3 separate regions of the Homo sapiens genome follow, and regions 1 and 3 are each linked to region 2. A link is a contact called in ENCODE Hi-C data. All regions are on one chromosome and are shown on one strand. Each heading gives the region's core, a stretch centred on a gene start or an enhancer-like site at or near the end of the contact. The rest is flanking DNA. Distances are from core to core; before and after follow the strand shown.

The links. A loop is a pair of places that touch in the nucleus more often than their neighbours do. Pooled maps may share reads with other maps.
Region 1: a loop to region 2 is called in a map of B cell, with 28 times the contacts of the local background. The contact joins the promoter of NPTN here to the promoter of ARID3B in region 2. A Hi-C loop is called at or near these places in 2 of 168 maps with a recorded cell type or tissue (B cell and CD4-positive, alpha-beta T cell), 2 of 37 single-sample maps with no recorded cell type and 10 of 50 pooled maps.
Region 3: a map with no recorded cell type shows a loop between it and region 2 (7-fold over the local background). The contact joins the enhancer-like site here to the promoter of ARID3B in region 2. A Hi-C loop is called at or near these places in 3 of 37 single-sample maps with no recorded cell type and 1 of 50 pooled maps.

What each region holds. Positions count from the first base shown.
Region 1 is chr15:73,631,472-73,635,615 of GRCh38, forward strand. NPTN (neuroplastin) reads right to left here and starts at 1,918. Exons shown (of 9, transcript NM_012428.4): 1 at 1,654-1,918. The coding sequence starts at 1,744. RefSeq lists silencers at 1,435-1,694, 1,775-2,074.
Region 2 is chr15:74,538,296-74,543,014 of GRCh38, forward strand. It overlaps ARID3B (AT-rich interaction domain 3B), which reads left to right and starts at 2,925. Exons shown (of 9, transcript NM_006465.4): 1 at 2,925-3,035. It overlaps LOC124903528 (a long non-coding RNA gene), which reads right to left and starts at 2,793. Exons shown (of 2, transcript XR_007064719.1): 1 at 2,603-2,793. RefSeq lists enhancers at 2,181-2,310, 2,245-2,786, 2,361-2,510, 3,861-3,920 and silencers at 2,811-3,170, 3,687-3,871.
Region 3 is chr15:75,111,127-75,115,519 of GRCh38, forward strand. It overlaps LOC124903529 (a long non-coding RNA gene), which reads left to right. Exons shown (of 2, transcript XR_007064720.1): 2 at 1-1,202. It also overlaps the pseudogene LOC100128721. Among named protein-coding and RNA genes, the nearest start is that of C15orf39, 89 kb to the right of the region's middle. RefSeq lists enhancers at 1,839-1,928, 1,959-2,008, 2,029-2,098. Within about 2 kb of position 1,330, at least 4 of the 41 ENCODE cell types and tissues checked have a DNase peak (open chromatin) inside an H3K27ac peak, as active enhancers do.

The DNA.
Region 1 (4,144 bases), core at 668-3,167, 910 kb before region 2:
TGGTACTACGAACACATATTTAACTGATGGATATTGTCAATCCTTTATTCGTTTTAGGAATAATGAAACAAACTCTAACATTCAGCATTTTAAACCCAGTTTCTCAAAAAACTCCACTGGCTCTATCACTGATTTTTTAAAATTTAAATTGCAGCCTCTCTAATAAGAGTAATCATAAATTGTTCTGGCCTAACAATAAACAATGAAAGATTAGCAAAAATAATTTATAGTTCACTCTCCAGTACTGACTTCTCATAAATTCCTTCACAGAAAAAATATTCTTTAACCTCTTAATGGCTGTTTCCACAAGGGCAGAAACAGGTTCACAATCCTAGACTCACTTGTGAAAGATCAATTCAGCAGCTGAATGCTAACACATGTCTTCAATCAGAATCTGCTCTGTTTAGGTCCCTATGCCCATGATTCCCCACCACTTCTCCATCTTCTCAAAGGAGCTTCAATTCAAAACCCAGTAATTCTCTGCTTTCTACTGTACCACCTCCCAGGGGCCACTTTCATGTTCCTCGGAAATAACGTCTCTTCTGTCTTGAAACTTTTAAATCTCAAAAATCCACTTCCCCATCTCCCTGTCGCCAGTCACTGCCCTCAATCCCACCACTGCAATTAGTTGCAGCTATGTGTCCCTGTTTTCCCAAAGGCCCGACCAATATCATACAGCATTTGCCACATCCCAACTCCTCCCTTCCCTAATTTATCCTCCACACTGCAAACCAACATTACACCCCCGACTTCCTGCATTTTACTCCCTTCCCTTATTTTTCGTCTTCCCCCACCCCCATCTCTATACCCAGGCCTCCTTACTTCTCTAATAAATATTCCCCCACCTCAGTTCCAACCCTTTCCCTCCATCCTCTGCTCATTTTCCTCTCCTTATTTAGAAACTCCTTTTTGCTCTCCCAACCACTACCCTAGAATGCCCAGCACTCCACCCTCTTTAGCAAACCCAGCCCTCTTCCCCCAGCTCATTTGGAGACACTGCTGCTTCTCTCTCCAGGTCCCCTACTGCAGTCAACCCACTCCCTCATCTTCCCACCCACCTTCCCTCTATCCCTAGATCCAAGGTTCCCTGATTCTTTACCCCCTCCTTTGGTCTCTAGTACTCAGCTCACCATTAGTGTTCCTCAGGACTCTCTTCCCCCCAATTTCCCCCTTATTTTTAAGGATGTCACCAGTCCTACGGGGCCTCAGTAGAATCCTGGACGACCCCAGCTCCCGGGGGGCCTGACGGACACCACCATCCCCGTCGCCCGGAACACAAACGCCGGTCTTGTGCCACCCTCCCTAAGAGCTGCGCCCCCTCCTCATCCGCCCCCGCTACTCCAGCTCCCCACGTCGGCTTCCTCCGTGTCCCCTCGCCGACCCGGCACGACGAGCCCCACGACGTGGAGCCTCCGAGTGGGCAACACCTCGGGCTCACCCCGGACGCCCCCGCCGCTCGGATAGGAGCCTCCGGTCCTCACACCCGCGCCTCCTCAAACCCGCAGCCGGTACCTCCTCTCGGACCCGCAGCCCCTCAGACGCCCACTCGGCCCCCTTCCCCGAGCTCCAGCGTCTCCTCAGGCCAGAGCCGGGCCCCCTCCGGCCCCGGCGCCCCTCAACCCCCGCCCGGCCCGCCCCCGGCGCCCCGCTTACCGTTCTGAGCGGCGCCTGGCCCTGGGAGGAGGGAGCCAGAGACCAGCAACAGCGAGAGGGCCAGGGCGCTGGGCAGCGACGAACCCGACATCCTCCCTAGCAGAAGACCCAACAGCGAATGGGCCGGGGCCAGAGCCGGGGCCGGGGAAGGGAGGGGAGGGAGGGAGGGGGCGGGCGAGTGCGCGAGGGAGTGAGCGAGGGAGGCAGCCGCGGCTCGGCTCCGTCCTTCCCCGTCCTCCTCCTGCCGCCGCAGCGCCCAGGCCTCGCGAGACCTTCGCTCCGGGTCGTGGGCGGCTGAGGAGCGACCGCCGCAAGGATCGCGAGAAGAGGCGGCTCCGACGGAGACTCCCGCCCCGCGGACTCGGTGGCCCCGCCCCTGCAGAGGCTGATTGGCCTAGCGCGAGGTAGGTCACGTGCCGAGGGCGCCTCTGGCCATGTGACGGGGCGAGGCGGGACTCCGCTAGCTCTCTGGGCAGTGGGGAGCTGGGAAGTCCTTCAGTTTACTCCTCTGTGGCCCGGGAGCACCCATAAATAAGAGGAAGCTTTGGAACACAGTACATTTCCTCCACCCATCCTGCCTTTCATTTGTTAGCGCTCTTGGCTACAGAGTTTCATACACCGTGCCTCCTTTCCTCCTTCCTCTCTTTGTCCCCGTCCTGCTGTTTCTTCCTTCTGGACTTTGAACATAGACCTCTACTGGTAACTGGCTCCAACCTCCTTCTCTCATCTGCTGTTTTTTCCTTCCAGGAAAAGTGGTGCGCCCCCTGTGCCCCCGTTACCTTGTGCTTTCCTGCCTGGACATCTGCTCCCTTTGCCTGAAATGTCCTCCTTTGCCGCCTCTGCCTACTCCCCCTCCCACCCCACATCTGGGCCTTATTTTAGCTTCATAGACTCTCAGGGCCTGAAGTTCAGCTAGCCTAATTGCATGTTCATTGACACAATTCTACAAGGAAGTCGTGTATGAACTTACATGAAGACTCCTAAGAAGCGTCTTAATGCGGAAAACATTTATTGAGAACGTGCTGTGTGCCAGGCACATAGTGAAACCCACATGAAAAGGTAGTCCCCGTCCTCATGGAGTGCACTGCCTAGGCTAGCAGAGGAGTGAGGAAGGGTCAAATGGCCCCATAGGAAAGGATCTAGCAAAGCACTCTGGAGGGTGATTGGCAGTGTGGTTACTACTGTTTGCATAGAAGTTTGGGAAATGCTCTTTTTAGGGGTATTTTTTGTACTACCCTCAGGGCTTGTGGTTGGCAAAGGAATTTCTATGGCTTAGCTCATCCCTGACTCACAGCAGACGTCCTGGGAGTGTCTGTGGAAACTCTGAGGGGCCAAGTAAACAGTCCTGGTGGCCTGACTTGATTTAAAGAGAGGGTTTGGAGGACCTGGAAGAAGGAGACCCTCGCAATCTCTATCAAGCTAAAGTGGTCTGGAACTTTCAACAGGAACTGAACAGCTGGTGGTTCCAGACCAAAATTTCTAGCAAAGGCCAGGACCACTATGGCATGTTGTTGATTGAAGTGAAAACTATGTCCTTCAAAACCTCAGGTGTGTGAGTGACAAAAAGATTGGCATGTACCTTCATCTGGACAAAGGCCATTCTGCAGACAGCCCAGTAAGGAGGGCTACAGGGCTGCCTGTGGTGGGATCAAGATTTTCAGCTGATGGAAGCTTTGGTTGGATGCAACCATTCTGCCTCATTATAGCTGTAACAAATGTGGCTCTTTGATCCTTACAACAAGAGATTCTTACAAAATGATCATGGTCTTTTTGTGGATAGGGAAGCTGAAGCCAAAGGAGGACACGAACGGCTCCAGCTCTCAGAATGTTTGTATTAATCATTAATGCCAACAATCTGGTTTGCTTGTTAATAGACTCATGGTAGAAGTGCATTTTCTTGTCCCCTTGAAGTCGGGAGTGGCATTGGATGTGCTTGGGTCAGTGAAATGTGTAAAGTAACATGCATTGCTTCAAGCAGAAGCATTTCATTTCCAGTTTAGACTCTTTCCCATACTCTTTCGTCTTGGTAGTGATTACTGATCATGACGATGAAAGCATATATCAAAACGAACCTTGTGTCAGCATTAGTCCCTGAGTTAGCATAATAAGCTTAACCCCCCTGCTAACCCATACAGAACAGGTACCCTCTGTTGAATTAAACTGTGAGATTCAAGGGGTATTTGTTCCTGTGACATAACATAGACTGTTCCGGCTAATGGAAAGATGAAATTCAAGTCCACAACACCAACATTACCATCCAGGAGCTCTGTCATCTTAGGCAAATGACCTAATCTCTCTGGACCTTATTTTCTGTCAAATGGTGCTAATGATAGCACCTACCTTCCAAGATTATAGAAGGAATAAATGAGTAAATTTATGTGCAATGTTTAGAACAGTTTCTGGTGCATAGTAAACACTCATGTTGATGTTGATGCTGCTACTACAATTCTGACTCCAGCTTTGTATTCTTCTTCTTATCTCATGCTTGCAA
Region 2 (4,719 bases), core at 1,675-4,174:
GACAGGATGGGAAGGCAAGTAAGTAGGTTTCTCGATTTCAGGACATTCTACATTTTCTGTTACTTACATGATAAGGAAGTCAGGGGAAGTGGTAAGGGTATAGGTCAGAGATTTGTAGAGATCGTGGAGAGCAAGTTGACTAGAAAAATATAATGAAATTTCTAGTCACAGTTCACAGTCCTTTTTTTTTTTGAGACGGAGTCTTGCTCTGTCACCCCGGCTGGAGTGCAGTGGCGCGATCTCAGCTCAATGCAAACTCCACCTCCCGGGTTCAAGCAATTCTTCTGCCTCAGCCTCCAAAGTAGCTGGGATTACAAGTGCTTGCCACTGCGCTCAGCTAATTTTTGTATTTTTAATAGAGACGGGGTTTCACAATGTTGGCCAGGCTGGTCTCGAACTCCTGACCTCATGATCCACCCACCTCAGCCTCCCAAGTGCTGGGATTACAGGTGTGAGCCGCCGCACCTGACCCACAGTCCATTTAAAGTTGGTCTTTATTAATGTAGTGACGCCAATCTGTTCAGCAGGACACTTTTTCTTTTTTTGAGGTGGAGCTTTGCTCTTGTTGCCCAGGCTGGAGTGCAATGATGCAATCTCAGCTCACTGCAACCTCTCCTCTCAGGTTCAAGCTCTCCTGCCTCAGCCTCTGGAGTAGCAGGGATTACAGGTCTTCACCACCACGCCCGGCTAATTTTTGTATTTTTAGTAGACAGGGTTTCACCATGTTGGTCAGGCTGGTCTCAAACTCCTGACCTCAGGTGATCCACCCGCCTCGGACTCCCAAAGTGCTGGGATTACAGGCATGAGCCATCGTGCTCGGCCTCAACAGGACAATTTTTTTGTTTTTGAGATGAAATCTTGCTCTGTCACCCAGACTGGAGTGCAGTGGCGTGATCTCGGCTAACTGCAACCTCCGCCGTCCAGGTTCAAGCGATTCTTCTGCCTCAGCCTCCCCAGTAGCTGGGACTACAGGCATGCGCCACCACACCCAGCTAATTTTTGTATTTTTAGTAGAGACGGGGTTTCACCATATTGGCCAGGCTGGTTTCTAACTCCTGACCTCGTGATCCGCCCACCTCGGCCTCCCAAAGTGTTGGGATTACAGGCATGAGCCACCACGCCCAGCAACAGGACAACTTTCTATGACAAGGTACAAGCAAGGAGAAACACATAGGTCCATCCAGGGTGAGGGATTTCGTTGGGGAAAAAGGAGTGTTGTGGTGGGATTAAGATTAAGTAGGGGCAGGACTGTATTAATGTACCACTGAATCTAAAATGGATAAGGAAGGAAGTGAAGAGGGGATTAATGTATAAGAGATAAAGTAGAGGCTTTCAACCGATTAGATGCTCTGCTCTGATAAAGTGAAAGAACAGGCCGGGTGCAGTGGCTTACGCCTGTAATCCCAGCACTATGGGAGGCCGAGGCGAGCGGATCACCTGAGTTCAGGACTTCGAGACCAGCCTGGCCAACATGGCGAAACCTGTCTCTACTAAAAATGCAAAAATTAGCTGGCTTGGTGGCGCACACCTGTAATCCTAGCTACTCGAGAGGCTGAGGCAGTAGAATTGCTTGAACCCAGGAGGCGGAGGTTGCAGTGAGCTGAGGTTGCGCCACTGCACTCCAGCCTGGGCGACAGAGCAAGACTCCTTCTAAAAAAAAAAAGTGAAATAACAGTAATAACAGTTATGCTGTAATTCTATTTTTTTTGGGGGGGGGGAACAGTGTCTCTGTCACCCAGGCTGGAGTGCAGTGGCACAATCATGGCTCACTGCAACCTCCGCCTCTCCTGGGCTCAGGTGATCTCCCACCTCAGCCTTCCGAGTAGATGGGACCACAGGCATGCGCCAAAACGCCTCATTAAACTTTGTATTTTTTGTAGAGATGGGGTATCGCCTTGTTGCCCAGGCTGCTCTCCAACTACTGGGCCCAAGAGATTCGCCTGCCTCAGCCTTCCAAAGTGCTGAAATTACAGGCGTGAGCTACTGCATCAGGCCTATAATTCAAAAGTAGTCAAGCTGAGAGAATAGCAGGCTGTGGTTGAAAAGAGGGTTGTTCAAATTACTGAGTCGTGACGCGATAGCGTTTGGAGGGACAAGGTCCAGGTTTTAACTGGGATTGGGAGGCTGATATAAGGGTCGCTAAAGACGAGGCCCGATGTTGAATGGGTTGGCCACATAGGCTCTGAAATTATCAAAGATGGTCAGACGGGAGACAGACAAGGAGCTGGATACACAGATCGGCAGATTATCTCCAAACGGGGTGAAGTAGGTGACAGAGTCTAAGGGGAAGGGCTGAAGAAGCAAGTGTTTTTACAAGAGGTGACAGCACCTGGCACATAATCCCGACCTCTGCAAACTGAGACCTGAGAATACTAATTCATGTGAGAAAGTTTCAAGGGACGCAACATTCTCGGGACAGCCAGGTCTCTGTCCCAGGAAGGAGCGGAGAAGTTTAGAGACAAGCTGATCTAAACACGAGAACCTCTGAGGAAGACCGGCTTGAAGGCAGGAGATTGAGGAGGGGACCGAAGCGACGGCAAACCCTACACTCCTCTGCTCTTTAGTTACTTTCCTCCCAGCCAACCGCCCAAGCCACACCAACCTCCGCAATAGAAAACGCTCGGAGAACACGATCTCCCGCCCAGCTCTTTTCAACTCCCCGCGGAAGTGCTCACACCGGAACCCCTCTGTGTCCGCACTTTGCCATTGGCCGAGGCTTCCGCCCGCTTCCATTCGCTTCCTCCCACAACTCAGTCGGGCTGCGCGGTCCGTAGGAGTCACTTCCGCCTCGTCCCACCCCGCCCCCCGGTCCCTTTCTAGCAGCTTCCGGCTTCGGTCCCGCCCCGCCCCCTGTGGCCCCGCCCCGCCCCCGCCCCCGCCCCTGGCTGGCGGTCCAGCCCCGCGGCGCCGCTTCCGGTGCGGGCCCCGCCCCGGCTGTGGCCCCCGGCTGCGGAGGAGTCCGAGACGCAGCTGCCGCGCCGGGGCCTGAGCTGCCGCCTCCTCCGCCGCCCGAAAACCCGGAGTGCCCCGCACAGGTAAGTGGCCCGGGTCCGGGCTCCCTCAGGCATGGCGGGAGAGGAGGCTGCGACAGGTGGAGGGGCCGAGGCCAGGAGCCGAGGCAGGTGTAGAGAGAGAGGGGAATGCGCGAGTCGGGGGCGCGGGGACCGCGAAGGAAAGTGAGAGCGCCGCGGGAGCCCCGAGCGCCCTGTGCCCATTAGGGCATTTGAGATAAAGCGTTTGAGATAAAGCGATGAGAAGGGTGAGGGGCCCTGGAGCTGAGTGGGCGCGCAGATAGGTGGGGCGGGGGCCATCGGAAGAGCCAGCGGATTGGCTGGGAGGGTTGGTAGAGGTAAAAATGATAGGGCTGAATGGGGGGAGGTGAATAAAGAATGGGGGGAGGCGTGCAGGGGTGACCGGGAAGGTGGGCTGTGGGGCTTACAGGGGCCCGGGGCCAAAAGAATCCGGCAGCAAAAGCAGGGGAATGGTCAGCAGGCCGGGTTCAAAGCTGCAGGTAGTCCGTTGTACCCGGCTTGGTGGTCCGGGAACTTTAGGGGAAATGGGGGAGGGGCCCGTGTGAAGGGATGAAGAGGTTTAGATTTGAGACATAAGTTCTCCAAATGTAGGCAGGTGGCATTGTTTGGATCGCTGGCTGCTTAGGGACTGCGGGAAAATGGGCTCTTTGGGGGAGGGTGTGTGTATTGAGTTGTAGAACTGAGTCATCTCAGTCTTACTATAAGAGGCTGTGGGAGGGACACCTCCCCCTCTGCTGGGGACAGCATTCAGAGAAGATGGTGCCACAAGACAAGAAGCAGTTGTTCAGTGACTGGCAGGACTTGGTTGAGAAGTTATTCCGATCGTGATTGATTGACTGTAATGACTATGAGGACATTTAAAATGAACACCGAATTATTTGCTTTATTCTGTAATTTTCTTTGACCCAAATTGTTTTCATTTTAAATGAACACTTTTGCCAACTGAATTTAATGTGGATGTAAATCTTGTCATGCTTTTTTACACTGTAAGAAGAGCTAAAGCAGAATGAAAGTATTGCTGCAAGCGTAACTCACACTTTCTGAAGTGCCAAGAGAGGAAGTAAAGGCAGTAAGAGGCAAATTGGAATGCGAATCTTTCACAGAACACAAAAGGCACAAACAGGGCTATAAGATAAACAGAAAATGAGAATTTTTAATCTCTACTAATTGGCCTAGCTTTAAAAATTGTACCCTTTTTTACTCTAACCTGGAAAAAATCTTAAATCCAAGCAGTTTTTATTGCTGAAGATGTGATTACTTCTCCGTGAATTTTTGAAGATACTAAAGACACTTTGTTTTTTGTCTTTCGACCCAATCCTAAAACACTGGAACAATGCAGATATCAAGTCCCAACATGTGCAGTGCAGCTTCTTTCATGTGATGACAAAATTGTACGCCATGTTGCAAGTCCTGTTCACCTAAAATTGCCCTTGCATAGTAATCCATTCAGTTATGGAGACTTGCTGAAGAAACATAACTCAAGTGAAGTTTGTTGGGGGTGAGGGCCTGCAGGGGAGAGGTGGGGGAGTAAAAGGAGAAGAGGGTGTGAAAGTGATGTGTGTTTGGAGACTGATTGGTAAGAATGCAGATAAACCTGCCCCCAGAATGCTTTTGGCCCGAAAGACTTTTCTTTTTGTGTTTGTCAGAGAATATCATAATAGAAATGAATCAGAAAGAAAGGGGATGT
Region 3 (4,393 bases), core at 80-2,579, 570 kb after region 2:
CATGGGCTCAAGCCTATAGCTCACATTAAGGATCCCCTCCGGGTGGGGCTCAGAGCCAGGGACATTGTGGAAAGTGTCTGAAGGCAAGGTGGGGTCAGCTGGGAGAGAGGGGAGAAGTGGAAGCATGAAGGCCAAGAGGTCCCTGGGCCTGAGGCCAGCTGTGTGAAAACAGAAAAGAGAGTCAGGACTCCAGCTCTGCCACTCACTGGCTGTGTGATTTTGGAGAGTTACTTCCCTTTTTGAGGTCTATGTTGTCTTGTGCGTAAAATGGGAATATTAGGCCGGGCACAGTGACTCACACCTGTAATCCCAGCACTTTGGGAGGCCGAGGCAGGCAGATCACGAAGTCAAGAGATTGAGACCATCCTGGCCAACATGGTGAAACCCCGTCTCTACTAAAAATATAAAAATTAAAGCCCAGGCGAGGTGGCTCACGCCTGTAATCCCAGCACTTCGGGAGGCCGAGGTGGGAGGATCACGAGGTCAGGAGATCAAGACCATCCTGGTTAACACGGTGAAACCCCATCTCTATTAAAAATACAAAAAATTAGCCTGGCATGGTGGTGGGCGCCTGTAGTCCCAGCTGCTGGGGAGGCTGAGACAGGAGAATGGTGTGAACCCAGGAGGCAGAGCTTGCAGTGAGCCAAGACTGCACCACTGTACTCCAACCTGGGCAACAGAGTGAGACTGTCTCAAAAAAGACAAAAAATGAGCTAGGCGTGGTGGCAAGCACCTGTAGTCCCAGCTACTTGGGAGGCTGAGGCAGGAGAATCACTTGAACCCGGGAAGCAGAGGTTGCAGTGAGCCAAGATCACGCCACTGCACTCCAGCCTGGCAACAGATCAAGACTCCGTCTCAAAAAAAAAAAAAGGGGGGGAATATTAGTTAGGTGCAGTGGCTTACAACGTTAATCCAGCACTTTGGGAGGCCAAGGCGGGAGGACAGATTGAGCCTAGGAGATTTGAGACCAGCCTGGGCAACACAGTAAGACCCTGTCTCTATAAAAAATTTAAAAGGTAGCTGGGCATGGTGGGGCCCGCCTGTAGTCCCAGCTACTTGGGCGGCTGAAGCAAGAGGATCGCTTGCGCCCAGTAATTCAAGGTTGCAATGAGCTACAATTGGGCTACTGGGCTCCATCCTGGGTGACAGAGTGCGACCTTGTCTCTGAAAAATAATAATAATAAAATTTTTAAAAGTGGGAATTTTGACTTCTGTTCTGCCTTTGAGATAGAGTCTTGCTCTGAGTCACCAACATGCAAGTTACTATTTCACAAAGCACCAAGAACCCTTATCAATACCTGCCTCCCAAGATTATTCACAGGAGTGAGAATGCACTTCATGAGACAGCAGAAAAAATGGGGAGGGGTTGTTTGCTCAATTTCCAAAGGAGAATTGCTTCAGACAGGAAAATCTCAAAAGGAAACAGCCTTACTGTTGTCATGGCTTCTCCTCACAGTTCTTCTGGTCAGTTTTTATTCCCCAAAATAATGTGTACAGAGTATTTACAGTCAGAGAATGCTAAAGGATTACAACAAAAATAACACGCTCTTTACCCCACGTCAGCCTGCTCGCCAAAAGCAGCCATTTCAACTTATTCAGTTGTTTCTTCTGGTTTTTACTCCCTAAATAAAGCATTGATTTCAATTCTGGTTATCTCCCAAGAGGTCCAATTTAGATGCTGTCTCTAGGGCTCCCTATTGTGACAGAGGAGGTTCACTTACACTCTTTCTCCTCTCCTTTCAATATCATACCACCACAACTCTTGGTTACATTCACAATCACTAAAAAGTGTTTATGGCTGAAACAACTAATATACTATCTTTTTCAATCTCCTTTCCCCCACAGAGTTAATCATTGTCTCATTTTTTTCACTTGCTTATTTTCTTTGACCCATGATTAGATCTTCTGCAAAAGCCCAGTAAGATAATTCTCAATACTGATTTTCACTATCAGTTCCAGTTCCTTAATTTTTTTTTCCCTTGAGACACCCTTTCTGGAGCCCTCAGTTCTCCTGCCTCCATCTGAGCCAGAAGCTTTCCAGATCAGCAGCACAGTCGTCATCCAGAGGCTTCCCTTTGCCAACATTCTGCAACGTCATTTCTTCTCTTTCCTCTATGGATCTCTGATTTTTCTGGGTTCCATTTCTTCTTTCTTGGTTTATGCCCTTTTAGGGTGGAGCACATCCTCCAGTTCCTTCCTGAGGAAGTTTTCACGGAAGACAATTTTTTTTTTTGTCTGAAAATGTCTTATTTTCTACCCTCACACTGGGTTGATACTTTGGCTGGGTATATAATGATTTTCCCTCAGCAACTTTAAGGCATTGTTTCATAAACTTCTAGTTTCTAATATTGCTGTTGAGAGGTCTAATACTGATCTGGCTCAGATTCTCTCTCTCTCTCTTTTTTCCTTTTTTTTTTTTTTTTTGAGATAAGAGTCTTGCTCTCTTGCCCAGGCTGGAGTGCAGTGGCACGATCTCGGCTTACCTCCACCTCCCAGGTTCAAGGGACTTTTGTGCCTCAGCCTCCCAGGGAGCTGGGACTAGCACCACCACACCCAGATAATTTTTGTAATATTCTTCCCCTGAGATGGAGTCTTGCTCTGTCACCCAGGCTGGAGTGCAGTGGTGTGATCTCGGCTCACTGCAACCTCCACCTCCCGGGTTCAAGCAATTCTCCTGCCTCAGCCTCTCGAGTAGCTGGGATTACAGGTATGAGCCACTATGCTACCCATTTTTTTTTTTTTTTTTGAGACAGGGTCTCACTCTGTCGCCCAGGCTGGACTGCAGTGGCACAATCACAGCCCACTGCAGCCTTGACTTCCCAGGATCAAGCAATCCTCCCACTTCAGCCTCCCGAGTAGGTGGGACTACAGGTGTATGCCACCACCCTTGTCTAATTTTTTTAGTTTTTTGTAGAGCTGGGCCTCACCATGTTGCCCAGGCTGTTCTTGAACTCCTGGGCTCAACAATCCTCCCACCTTCGCCTCCCCAAATGCTGGGATAACAGGCATGAGCCACGGGGCCCAGCCAATCTTTAAGTTCTTTAAACAAATGTTTCAGTTTTCAGAGTATATGTTTTGCCTTTCTTTAAAAAAAATTTATTTCTGGAAGATCTGGGGCTCCGAATCCAGCTAGGATGGCTGTGGTTCCGCTACTGCTGTCTGGGGGTTTGTGGAACACCGTGGGAGCGTCCAATCTGGCTGTTACTCGCGGCTCTATGGTGAAGCTGCTCGAAATGCACTACAGTGTCCATCTGCAGTCACACGATGTGCTCTATGGGTCAGGTACTGGGCAGCAGTCAGTGACAAGTGTAACCTCCATGGATGACAGCAACAGTTACTGGAGAATATGGGTAAGATCACCACAGCTGGTGAGAGGGGAACCCCCATCAAGTGCTGCCAGCCCATCCGGCTGACACATGTCAACACTGGCTGAAACCTCCACAACTTTCTGAAAACCAGGAAGTGGGTGCTTTTGGTGAGGAAGGTGAAGGTAGTCACCTGGATGACTGGACCATACTCTGTAACGGGCCCTACTGGGTGAGAGATGGTGAGGGGTGGTTCAAACATTCTTCCATTGAGGAACCGCTGTCTGTCACAGGAGAACGATATGGTGGACCCATCAGTGGGCAAAAAGAGACGCATGGTCTGGCCTAGCCAAGCCGAGCAACGACTGGAAAGCCATGGAAGGCATCTTCATGAGGCCCAGTGAGTTGTTGAAGGCAGGAGGCCACCATGCAGAGGTAGGAGTCTGGAGGCTCTGAGCCACTGTCACTACACAGTTTGTAGACATCTGTGCTGCTTCACCTTGGGATCCCTGCCACAAGTTCCCCAGGAGTGGCCATGTTACTACTGAGATGAAGATGTGCAATGGAAAACAGTGGCTGTGTTCACAAGCTCCAGCCCTGCACATTTGAATTGGCTGCTCTCCCAGACTTGGGTCAGTACTTTCTGAGTAGAGGACTTGCTGGTGACAGGGTGGATGCTTTTTATTCATACTGGTGTGTCCGGAATTGGTGGGTTCTTGGTCTCACTGACTTCAAGAATGAAGCCACGGACCCTTGCGGTGAGTGTTACAGTTCTTAAAGGCGGTGTGTCCGGAGTTTGTTCCTTCTGATGTTCGGATGTGTTTGGAGTTTCTTCCTTCTGGTGGGTTCCTGGTCTCACTGGCTCAGGAGTGAAGCTGCGGACCTTTGCCGTGAGTGTTACAGCTCTTAAGGCGGTGCGTCTGGAGTTGTTCGTTCCTCCCGGTGGGTTCGTGGTCTCGTTGGCTTCAGGAGTGAAGCTGCAGACCTTTGCTGTGAGTGTTACAGCTCATAAAAGCAAGGTGGACCCAAAGAGTGAGCAGCAGCAAGATTTGTTGCAAAGAGCGAAAGAACAAAGCTTCCACAGTGTG